2 separate regions of the Mus musculus genome follow, and region 2 is linked to region 1. A link is a loop called in an ENCODE intact Hi-C map of the cell type or tissue named here. Cell type or tissue: left cerebral cortex. All regions are shown on one strand. Each heading gives the region's core, and the rest is flanking DNA. Links, peaks and the distances in the headings are about the cores only. Region 1 holds the start of Dgka (diacylglycerol kinase, alpha). Region 2 holds the start of Rab5b (RAB5B, member RAS oncogene family).

The links. Hi-C counts contacts between places; a loop is a spot of excess contacts. Peaks named below come from ENCODE experiments on the same cell type or tissue, not always from the same donor. Only the 100,000 strongest peaks of a DNase experiment are listed, where the experiment ranks them.
Region 2: a loop joins it to region 1, with 2.2 times the contacts of the local background. A loop is called at or near these places in 8 of 42 quality-filtered maps.

The regions. Positions count from the first base shown.
Region 1 is chr10:128,742,063-128,747,429 of GRCm38, forward strand. It overlaps Dgka (diacylglycerol kinase, alpha), which reads right to left and starts at 2,014. Exons shown (of 24, transcript NM_016811.3): 1 at 1,734-2,014. It overlaps Gm31504 (predicted gene, 31504), which reads left to right and starts at 2,885. Exons shown (of 2, transcript NR_168573.1): 1 at 2,885-3,133; 2 at 3,279-3,820. In left cerebral cortex, for the core only: a CTCF peak has its summit at 3,142; DNase peaks (open chromatin) are centred at 1,393, 1,864 and 2,148; H3K4me3 peaks cover 1,826 bases; H3K27ac peaks cover 783 bases.
Region 2 is chr10:128,694,912-128,700,278 of GRCm38, forward strand. Rab5b (RAB5B, member RAS oncogene family) reads right to left here and starts at 1,357. Exons shown (of 6, transcript NM_177411.4): 1 at 1,275-1,357. It overlaps Cdk2 (cyclin-dependent kinase 2), which reads right to left. Exons shown (of 8, transcript NM_183417.3): 6 at 5,065-5,208; 7 at 4,561-4,764; 8 at 3,028-4,299. The coding sequence ends at 4,195. It also overlaps a transcript of Pmel not described here. In left cerebral cortex, for the core only: a CTCF peak has its summit at 2,652 (motif pointing left); a DNase peak (open chromatin) is centred at 1,552; H3K4me3 peaks cover 1,824 bases; H3K27ac peaks cover 1,252 bases.

The sequences.
Region 1 (5,367 bases), core at 284-5,283:
CCCAATCTTATCAATAAACAGGTACCTAGTCGGTCACAAAGTGGGTTTTTAAGTAAGTTTATATAGCAATTATGCATAGTGAAATGTGTGATACAGAATGAGAATTCAATAAACATCAACCAATATTATATAAGGTGACACACAAAAATAGTCTTATGTCTGGTGAAGCGTGGTAATATAGACAATTCCGGCTACTCAGGAGACTCGGATAAGGGGGTGGGATGCTTAAGGCCTGCCTAGGCTACAAAGTAAGTTTAAGGACAGCATGGGAAACTTTGGTTAGACCCTGTCCCCCTACACACCCACAAAGTGAGAAAAAGAAACACATTTGGATATTAGGATAAATGGTACTTTTAAGCCAAGAACTCACAAATTCTAGTGACTTCTATCCGTAGCAAGGCTCAACTATGTACCTTCCACTTAAAATACAAATACTTATGTCAGGTACAGACATGTAGTAGCATCAAGATGGTGAATTTGCCTCTGAGAAAATGAGGAGGTGGCTGGAAACTATAGAGTTAGGAACATCTGTGGGTTGGGACCCTGGACATAGGGGTTTCTAGGGATCTAGTCAGATGCCCTGACTTCTGTCAGAGAGTATAAATTGGCTGCCCCTGGACCTGACCGAGAGCAAACTACAGGATCCTGGGATCTTAAAGACCTGGAACAAGTCCAAAGTCTTCTAGCTTCATCCCAACCCTGAGGCTATAACCTGGGCTAGTCCAGACAGATGCAGGGCTGGAAGGGTGGTGTCTGTAGTCCTACCCCCAGCTATTTGTGACTCACGCTCCCCCTCCCCCCAACCCCACCCCGGGTTTCCCTCACCTCTACCAACTTAGGGTGAGACCAGAGAAACTGACTTGGAGGGGAGGGAAAGAATCCTACAACATTCTGGGCTTAGGATCCCAGTCAAGACTCTTAGACAACCTGTTCAAATTACGTCCACCAAATCTTGGCGCCTCTCCTTCTTCAGATCTAACTTTAAACACTGAATACTAAAATTGCAGCTATCAAAGAGATAAGGTTTCCACTAACACTTAACGTTTCCTTTCACTTCATTACCCGCTTTCAAATTCATCATTACTCAAGAATTAGCGTGTTTCTAGGACGTTCAGGATGCCCCAGCAAGAGACTTCACAGAGCAGGTACTCCTAGCTTTAGAACCAAGCCTAATGAGCTGGACTAACCACATCAGGCATCCCTTTTTCCCAGGGTTGAGGGTCCGTTCTTTCCTTCCCATCCCTGCTACTAGTCAGAGAGGTTGTTTTTTGTTTTGTTTTTGTCTTGAAGCATCAGAATTCATTAAATCGCCATAAACATCAGGGATAATTGTGTTGCCTGGATAAGGGGGTGGCACACTATGTTCCTGTACGGAGGGTGTCGTAGCTACTAGTACAGGAGGAAGTTACGATGTTGGCATAGTTGGGGGATGTGGGCTTGTATTTTTTGAGGCTGTAGAGATGACCAATAATATTTACTTTTCTGCCTCGGTAGTCAGGTTCATTTCTTATTTAAATCTGAAAAGTGGCTTCCCACCCAGTTTTTCCAGAAAACTCCCCGTGACAGGTGTGGAAAGGATCGGAGGCCAAAGAAGAACCCTTCTTCACCCGTGTGGCACCTTGGGTTTTCAAAAGGCACCTTTCTTCCGAGTTCCCAGGAGCTGAGCTTCCCAGCTCTCCGAGTGAGCAAGAGGGATAAGGGTGGAGGAAAGGTCTGGGGGAAACGCAGCTTACCCCGGTCTTGCGTCTTGCGCAGCGCTACGGCAGTCCCGGAGTCCCAGCGCAAACCCTTCCAGCAGCAGCTTCCAGCTGTCAACGCTTCCTTCTCTGGACGCCGCAGCCCTCACCCAGTCGGTGGGGCGGCCCCTTCCGCTGCCCTTTTGGCCGGGTGCGAGAGTGTGCGAGTGGCACGGGGCTCGCGGGGGCTCTACCTTGACCCAAGAGAGCGCACGGTCAGAGCAGGGGCGCCGGAGCCCGAGCTGGACAGGAGGGGACGGGTTAGGAAGACGCGGCCGCTGCGGGGCCGCCCAGCTCCTGACGACACACTGCCCGCCCCCGACCCAGCCTGCCCTCCTGCCGCGCCCAAGCCCACCGCTGTTGCCAGCTTTCCAACACAATCTGCTCCGGGCCTTCAGAGTATCTCCAGGGCTCTGGTTTGTGCCACTTTCTCCACTCCTACGCTTCTGTCTTCCCATGCCTGGGGCAGCTCTACTTCTATCTTTCTTTTCTAATTAGTCAAAGCCTCTCCCATCATCCCTTCCCAGGAAAGCCAAGGTAGGGGTCAGGGTGCTGATTGGAACCACCCAGCGACTGGTCAGCAATTGGCCGGCCCTCCAATCTCCAAATCATCACTTTGGACGCGCCTGCCCAAGTCAATGATTCCACATTCAGGAGAACCCAGAGAGGCAAGGCCAGAGTTCCACAATTCACACACAACCCTAGACCTAGGTGCATTTCCTTCTCCACATGGCTTCACATTGCTTGACCCTGCCTGAGATAATTGCCCACCTCTCCTCCGAGTTCCTCAGCTCCGCCTCGGACTTGTCTATGCACAGCCTTTTCTCTCAAAATCCATATCCTTTCCTTAAGACTAGGGTGGAGATTTAGGTGCATAAAACAACGTTTGACTGTGTTCACCTTTTCTTCATACCCAACCCTAGCACTTTACCCTCTGGCCTTGGCAGATGGCACAGAAGTCGTTGGGCAAAGGTAGAGTCTGAAGGCAGAGCCTTTCAGTTCCTCCTACCTGTTATTGGAGCTGTCAGGACTCTTGAAGCAGCATGGTTGGTGTGAGGCTGAACGGAAAGGAGACCAATGAGTGGGGATTTACTGGTAGGGACTGGGGACCCAGGCATCCTGCATCCCCCGCCCCGCCCCAAACCCACGACTAACTCCCTCCTACCCTTCTCTGAAGTAGGAGCAGCACAACAAAGCCTTGTGTTCTTGGAATTGTATCCTCTTACAGCTGGGAATAGAAAGGAGTGGGAGAGCAGACTGCTTGTTGGAAATGTGTGTATATATTCGGGTCCAGTGAGGGTCAGAGAGAGAGAGAGAAGAAAAAAAAAGAAGAGAAAGGAAAAGAAAAGAAAAAAAAAAAACCGAAAGAAACAAAAGGCCCTCTAGTGGAAACAGAAGTAAGTAGTCTTCAAGTATTTGGAGACAAAGCTGTTGAAGCAACTCTCTAGAGTAGTGGGGTTTGCTGCTGCTGTTGTTATTTAAACTTTAGATTCAGATCGGGAGTCGGAGAGTGACCTGTCTCTGTTCTGCTGTCCTTTTCAGGTTTGTTCTGGTTTGCTTGCATCCTGACCCTTCACTGCTTTGTTTTTGTTTTCATTTTTCCTCTTCCTCCTCCATCACTGTCACCACCATGCTGCAGATGAGCTTCAGTGCCTGGAACGTGCTTCTCCGGTGCTGCACCACGGATCTATACCGCTACCCCACACCCTTCTTCTTAACAGTATATGCGTCACCGTTAGCAAAGTCTATCTCCCCTTCCTACATCGCCTCCTTACTCACAGTCCAACAAACGATTTTTTTCCTGAGACAAGATTTTAGTATGTACATAGCCTAGGCTGGCAGTGAAATTGCCATCCTGGTTCAACCTCTCAAGAGCTGGGTTTACCGGGTTTATTGGTGTGTGCCACTCCTGCTATCAACAGACACTTTTGAAGGTCTCTTTATACCTGATCTTGTTCTTAGTTCTTTCTGTAGGATAAGCAAAAACACAAACTGAAGCAAGTGCCTAGATGTCTGTAAAGCTTCCTAGCTCTTGATCACCGTAAACAAAGATTCTGTTTAAATAACACTTGTGTCCCAAACTACTCTTCGAATCAGTTCTTGCATAAAGTCAAAGACTCTCCTACATTAAACAAGCCATAGGTTGGAATATGATTTTTCCAATAAGGAATATGAAGAGAAACTCAGACTTTTATTTTATTTCGGTTTTTCAAGACAGGATTTCGATGTGTCGCCCTGGCTGTCCTGGAACTTACTCTGTAGACCAGGTGGGCCTCGAACTCGAACTCAGAAATCCGCCTGCCTCTGCCTCCCAAGTGCTGGGATTAAAGGGTGTGCCACTGCCTGGCAGGAGCTCAGAGTTACTGTAACATCTTTGTACCTTATTTTGGATCTGTGTTTCGCCATATTCTCAGGTCAGTTGTTGGTGGGGGTGGTGGAAGAAAAGCAAAGAACCATCTACGGAAGAGGTGTTTGATGTCTATAGTTCCAGGTGCTCATCTCTTTAATCAACCACATCATACAAGTCAGAAAGAAAGAAACCACAGTGAACAAAGGGAAAGGAAAAAACAAGCCTGTTTTCCCAGCCTCTTCTTCCTCTGGGTGGGGTTATACATCCGGGGCCCAGGGCTGGGTCCAGGGCCAGTCTACTGAACAGACAATTGAGTTTCACTTCCTGCCAACCTGCAGAGATGGGGGCAGGATGTCTGAGGGGTACAGTGATGGGGAGTGTCCAGAGATTAAAGAGTAAACAGGTCACACTAGTATTTCCCCTCACTGAGCAGGTCCGTGGAGAGCTTTAGAGACCACTCTTGAAAGAGTTCAAGTCATGCACCTCACTAATTTTCAGAGGCACTGTTCCATATTCTCATCTCCTTCTCCTCTTTGAGGAAAGGGTACTAGATAGACAGGACTTAAGTGCAATTGATGAACAAACAGATACGGGCTGGTAGGCTTGGGCCAGAATGGTTGCCTGACTTAATGCTAGCTACACTCTAGGTTCCACTCCCCAGCATCCCTCCCTCCACCATACCCAAATGCAGGAGGAAGCAAAGGCATAGGTGAGGGATTATCACACACACAAAGTGAGGGATTAGAAGTATACATGTAGCCGGGCCGTGGTGGTGTACACCTTTAATCCCAGTACTTGGGAGGCAGAGACAGGCAGATTTCTGAGTTCGAGGCCAGTCTGGTCTACAAAGTGAGTTCCAGGACAGCCAGGGCTATACAGAGAAACCCTGTTTCGAAAAAAAAAAAAAAAAGAAAAGAAAAGAAAGAAGTATACACGTGTAAAAACATGTAGTGCATGCAAATAGCATTAAAGTCATTTTGAGACTTGAATTGAAAGGAGAGAGGTTAAAGCTGGGAGAATTGCAAGGAGGACAATGTGTGAGCTTTTGAAAACTTAGTTGAGGTTCTTATTAGCCTGTTTTGTTTCTTTTTTTTTTTTTTTTTTTTCCTTTTGGTTTTTTTTTTTTTTTTTTTTTTTGGTTTTTCGAGACAGGGTTTCTCTGTGTAGTCCTGGCTGTCCTGGAACTCACTCTGTAGACCAGACTGGCCTCGAACTCAGAAATCCTCCTCCCTCTGCCTCCACTGGGATTAAAGGCGTGCGCCACCACTGCTCGGTTGTTTT
Region 2 (5,367 bases), core at 145-5,144, 47 kb before region 1:
CTAATCTCACACACACACACACACACACACACGTTCCTGAATAAGTGGGCAAAGAAGAAAGGATGGTGCCAACCTTCTGGTAGCTAACCTCTCAATTCTTCCCCAAATCCCTTCAGGGATATCACCTCACAGTTCCTGGCGTGAATAGTCTGTCCCATTAACTATCTAGGAAATGCTCAAGTGCAAGTCTCACAGAAGTTTCAATAAACATGGTCCTTTTTTTTTTTTTTTTTTTTTTTTAATGGCTGGGGATTGCTTTGCCCCTTTCCATGCAAATGACAGAGTTCCTCAAATCTAGGTTAAATAAGCGTAGTCACCACAGATCACATTATGAAGTGGGAAAGACTGAGCAAAGCACTCCCAAATTTTCTTAGTTCTCTCACAGTAGATGAAATAGGAAAAACAACGAATACAATAGCAAACCTAAAGGAAACAGGAGTGCAGTCATGACTAGCTATGAGGTCAGGGTAAACTAAAGTGGTGTGTGTGTGTGGGGGGGGGGGGCTGGACGTAGAGCTGCCAGGCGCCATGGAATAATACATAATTTTACCTTTGTCTTCATTCCCTATTCCTGAAGTACCCCAAAACTTCAAATCACCACACCCAAGCACTAAAGGAACAGAAGAGTAAGGAACTTCCAAGATACTGAGCCTCCCCTCACCATCATTCCAGAAGTTCCCATTACTAATAGCAAACCGTTTCTACTTCCTTCCACTTTGGTCTTCTACATTCTTCATTGACTTCAGTGAGACCAAATCCCTCTCGGCAACACCAGTACCCCTAGTTCCCCTTTCAACAGTCACTTTCCCTGAAAAGAATGCCTCTCTCGGCTAAGAGCCCCAACAGTGGATGTCTCGGGAGACCCAGCCTCGGCTACCCTCGGGGCTGGGCGTAGCACTGTCCCCTCCACACCTCCAGCCAAATGGGCTGGCTTCCCCTCCCTCACTGCCTGGTCTCCGACCCCAGCTCCTCCCTCCTCACCGCGGTGCTCAGAGTCCCGAGGCCGGCCCTGGTCCTCACCGGCTCCGGGTCCCCGCGCCCGGCCCCCGAGCGGCCACCACAGCCAGAACCCAGCCGCCTCCCAACTAGAGGCTCGGCTCCCAGCCCTGCCGATCACCTCCTCAGCGCCCACTAGGCCTGTGGGACAGCCCCTTCGGCCCTCTCCAGGAGGTTCTGGAGCCCTGACGTCGGCCCGCCCCGCCTCTGCCACAGGCCAGGCGGCGCTCCTCTCGGGACCTCCGCCTCTGCCCTTGTGGGCTCCATCAGCTCGGTACCTGGGGCTCCGTATCCCCCGTCGGGCCCAAGCCTGTGTGGAACAGACAAACAGCTGCAGCTCAACCAAACTCCTACCCCCTTCGCCTCCTCCTCCTCCTCCTCCTCGCCGGGGCGGCTCCAGCCAATCGCAAGATCACCCGCCTACCGTGGTGGGTGGGCTATGTGAGCGTCCGCCCGCCAATCTTCTGGAGAAAGGCGGGCTCTGAGGGACTATCACCAACTAGCACAAGTGAGAGACTGGATTGGCGAGGCCGCAAGCCAATACCTACACGAGAAGCCTTGAAGATTGACGGGATAAGTAGCCATTAAAGAGAGAGCTCCTGGGAAAGGGGGCAGTGCATCACTGACAGGCATGTGCGTCAGCCAATAGAACCTCAACACCCGTGACACCCCTCCCCCGCCTCTCGACTCGTAAACATCTAATCAGGTGAGTGAAGAAGGCGGGTCAAAAGGAAATTTTAACCAGTATTGGGAAATTTCCGAATTTGACAGGCAGGCAAGGCTAGTGAAGAAGTGAAGAAGGCTTTTGGTCGGGTGTGGTGTGGCACTCCCAATCTCAGCACAGTGGATTGGGGTGGAGGCAGTTCTGAGTTTGAGGCTAACCCGGGATACTCAGTTTAACAAGACCTCAGTATAAGGGGGATGGGGAGGGGAGTAAACTGGGCTTGGTGGCCCACATGTTTAATCCTAGCAATCGGGAGGATCTCCATGAGTTCCAAGCTACACAACGATGTCCCCCCCCCAAAAAAACAAAAACAAAAAACAATGATACCAGCATTAACCTTCTCTTCTCCCCGTGCCCTGCTTTCTGTGTCAAATTAAGAAAGTAAAGACCCTGCTGGGCATGGTGGTGCACGCCTTTAATCCCAGCACTGGGAAGGCAGAGGCAAGGCGGATTTCTGAGTCTGGCCAGTCTGGTCTACAAAGTGAGTTCCAAGACAGCCAGGGCTACACAGAGAAACCCTGTCTCGAAAAACCAAAAAAAAAAAAAAAAAAAAAAAAAAAAAAAAAAAGTAAAGACCCAAAACCAGGAAATTAAACAACTTTTATCTTGTAAATTCTTTTTAGTGGCGCACTAGAGAACAGTAGTTTTGGGGTGAATTGCCATGACAACAGAAAGTGGTAGTCTGAAGACACTTTAGCCTCCTAAATATTTTCACATTGATATTTTCTGAATTGTTTGTAAATGTGAAAAAACATTTAGACAACTTTGCTGAGGATTTTTTTTTTTTTTCGGTACTGAGGATTGAACCTAGGGCCTAGAGGCAAGCTAGAGAAGCATACACTTCCGGTAGAAGACCCAAGGCCTGTTCCCAGTACCACTGCTCACAGCTGCCTGTAACTCTAGGAGAGATGATATGCCCTCTTCTGGCCTCTGCGGGCACTTGTGGCTCACATGCACACACAATTTCAAAACCAGACCAAACAAACAAAACTCTACACAAAATGGTGAACACTTCCTGGGAAATGGAGGGTTGAGACAAAGGCCCCTGAAGCCCACTCAAGTTGCTGCTAAAAGAAGGAATTGAAACAGTGTTCTGTATTGGTGTGCCTGTGTGAGTAGGGGAAAGTTGGAAGGAAGCTCTTCAGTTTCTCCATCCTTACAAACACCCCACTAAAGAGCATGGCAGGAGGGCCTGCATGTACAGAGATTAGGTGGACACATACTGCTTATTCACATTCAGAATATCACCCACACCATTTTTTCAGTAAAAAAATAAATGAAGGATAAATATGAAAGAGATTCACTCTACAGCTGAGAATATTTTCTTTTAATGAATTTACAAACTAAATTACAAATAATATTAACAGAACACTGGAGGACAGGGAGTGGGAGAAGAAAATCATAAAAGAAATATTTTCTTTTAACAATTACAAAATCCCAAAGTGCACATGGCAACAAATCCATCCACACTGACAAAAAAAAAAAAAAAAGGAAAAAGAAGAAACAACAACAAAACCACTAAAGTATCCAAACTACTTTAACTTGAAATATAAATATAATTGTTCACTCTTTTATAGAAAATTTCCCCCAATGACCTAACCAGGTCAAAGCCTTACAAAAGCATCAGCATTCTCAAATGATGTCTCCTGGCCTGCATCACTGCTCTCAGAGGAGGACGGCAATGAGGCCCTCTGACAACTCAAGAACTGAGCTTCCAAAAGGAAGGCTAGGAACCTGGCTCATTGGTGGTACATTTGCTTAGTGAGGGCAAAGTCCTGGGTGTAGCAGTCAGCACCAGAAAACAGTAAGATTGCTAAAAAGAGAAATTCAAGTGTCTTTCACCTTGCCCTGTGAACCACGATGAACAGACCAGAGTGACGTGCAAGCCCTGTGCCCTCCTGGCTCTTCTTGCCTGGGGAAGGTAGACAGGGCACTGGAGGGAATCATTTCTGCTTCTCCAAACGGGCCCTTGATTGCTAGGTGAGGCCGAACGCTAAAACTAAGGTACAAACGGCTTAGGCCTATTTTTCAATCTAATTCATTAAAACGGCCCCCTCTTGCTTGGTTCTGAGCTGTCCCAACTTAGGCTTCTGCTCATGTTCATTAGTTCACAAAACAGTGGCAGCAGGAGTCTGGGGGCGTTTCCCTCAACATGGTAATTATGAGACAGTCTTAAGATTGGGATGGCAAAACCTGACACAGGGGAAAACTGTCAGTTTTGCTTTGAATACCAATCCTTCTCAGTAATGACTGAGAAGAGGGGAAGAAGCTGGTGGAAGCCGGGTTAAGTGCATCTAATGCCAAAACCTTGCCCCCTTTTCCCTAACCCTTCCCTGCACCTCTGAATCCCCAGAACTGGCTGGCAAGAGAAAAGGCGAATGCTAAGACAGCCAGAAAACATCAGAAGGCTGACCTGTGTCCAAAAGGCCCAGGGTCAAGTCAGACCACGGGTGAAAAGGGCTTTGGGAAGGGCATCAGAGCCGAAGGTGGGGCACTGGTTTAGTTACATCCTGGAAGAAAGGGTGAGCCAGGGCTGCTTTGGCTGAAATCCGCTTGTTGGGGTCATAGTGCAGCATTTGCTGGAAAGAGAAATATATTCTAACTTCAGTGATGTGGCAGCGGGCCAGAAGGACAGCAGGTGTACTCAGAAACTTGGGAACCAGTATTCTCCTTACCCAGTTCTCATTTCCCTCCTCCCAAATCTGAACCAACCTACTGAAGAAGAGGGGAAGCAAAGGCTAAAGTACTTCTAACAATTCAGGGGCTTAGCTTCTCTTCATCCAGAAAAGCTCCTCTCTGGGAAGTGGGAGGGCTCACAGGCATCTATTCTGGGCACTTACCGATAACAAGCTCCGTCCATCTTCATCCAGGGGAGGCACAACTTTGCTAAAATCTTGCCGAGCCCACTTGGGGAAACTTGGCTTATAATCAGGCATAGAAGTAACTCCTGGCCAAACCACCTCATCTGGGGTCCCCAGAGTCCGAAAGATCCGGAAGAGTTGGTCAATCTCAGAATCTCCAGGGAATAGGGCCCTGCGGGTCACCTGGAAATGGGGAAAGAGGAAAGCCAAGACCCACACTGACGTCAGTCCACATTGCCCCTTGTACAAAGGAGGTTCCCATAGGCAGTGAAAGGGCAGCAGGGCCCATGACTCCCCTCCCCAGGGCTTATCATGGGGTCGGTCATACAGAGCTTGAGACAATGAAGTCCCTTATCTGTCTCCTCGCCCCTCCTTCCTTCCCCCAACCGTGGCTTCATAGATTCCCGAGGCTGGGTGGGGCTGGGAGGGGGTGACTGTCTGGGGTGCCCCTGACGCATAGCAAAGGGATCCCAAGCCACTCACGGGGTGTGGGGCAGACACTGCGGTCATCCCCCCTCCTTGTGATGCAGCCACTTCTAGATAGGAGCACAGCGGGCAGAGACTGTGTCTTCCATTTCTTCTGTGTTCCCCACAGCACTTAGCATGGTGCTGGGTACACACTAGGTGCTTAACAAATATTTTTTTGATGAATTGAGAGAGGAATATGGGCAATTGTAAGGTACTGGTGGATAAATTCACATTCTATATGTATACCTATATCTAGGCTAATGGTCTCCAAGTCCCCAGTTTCAACCCAAAGGACCATAAAAATATTTCTCATCTGTC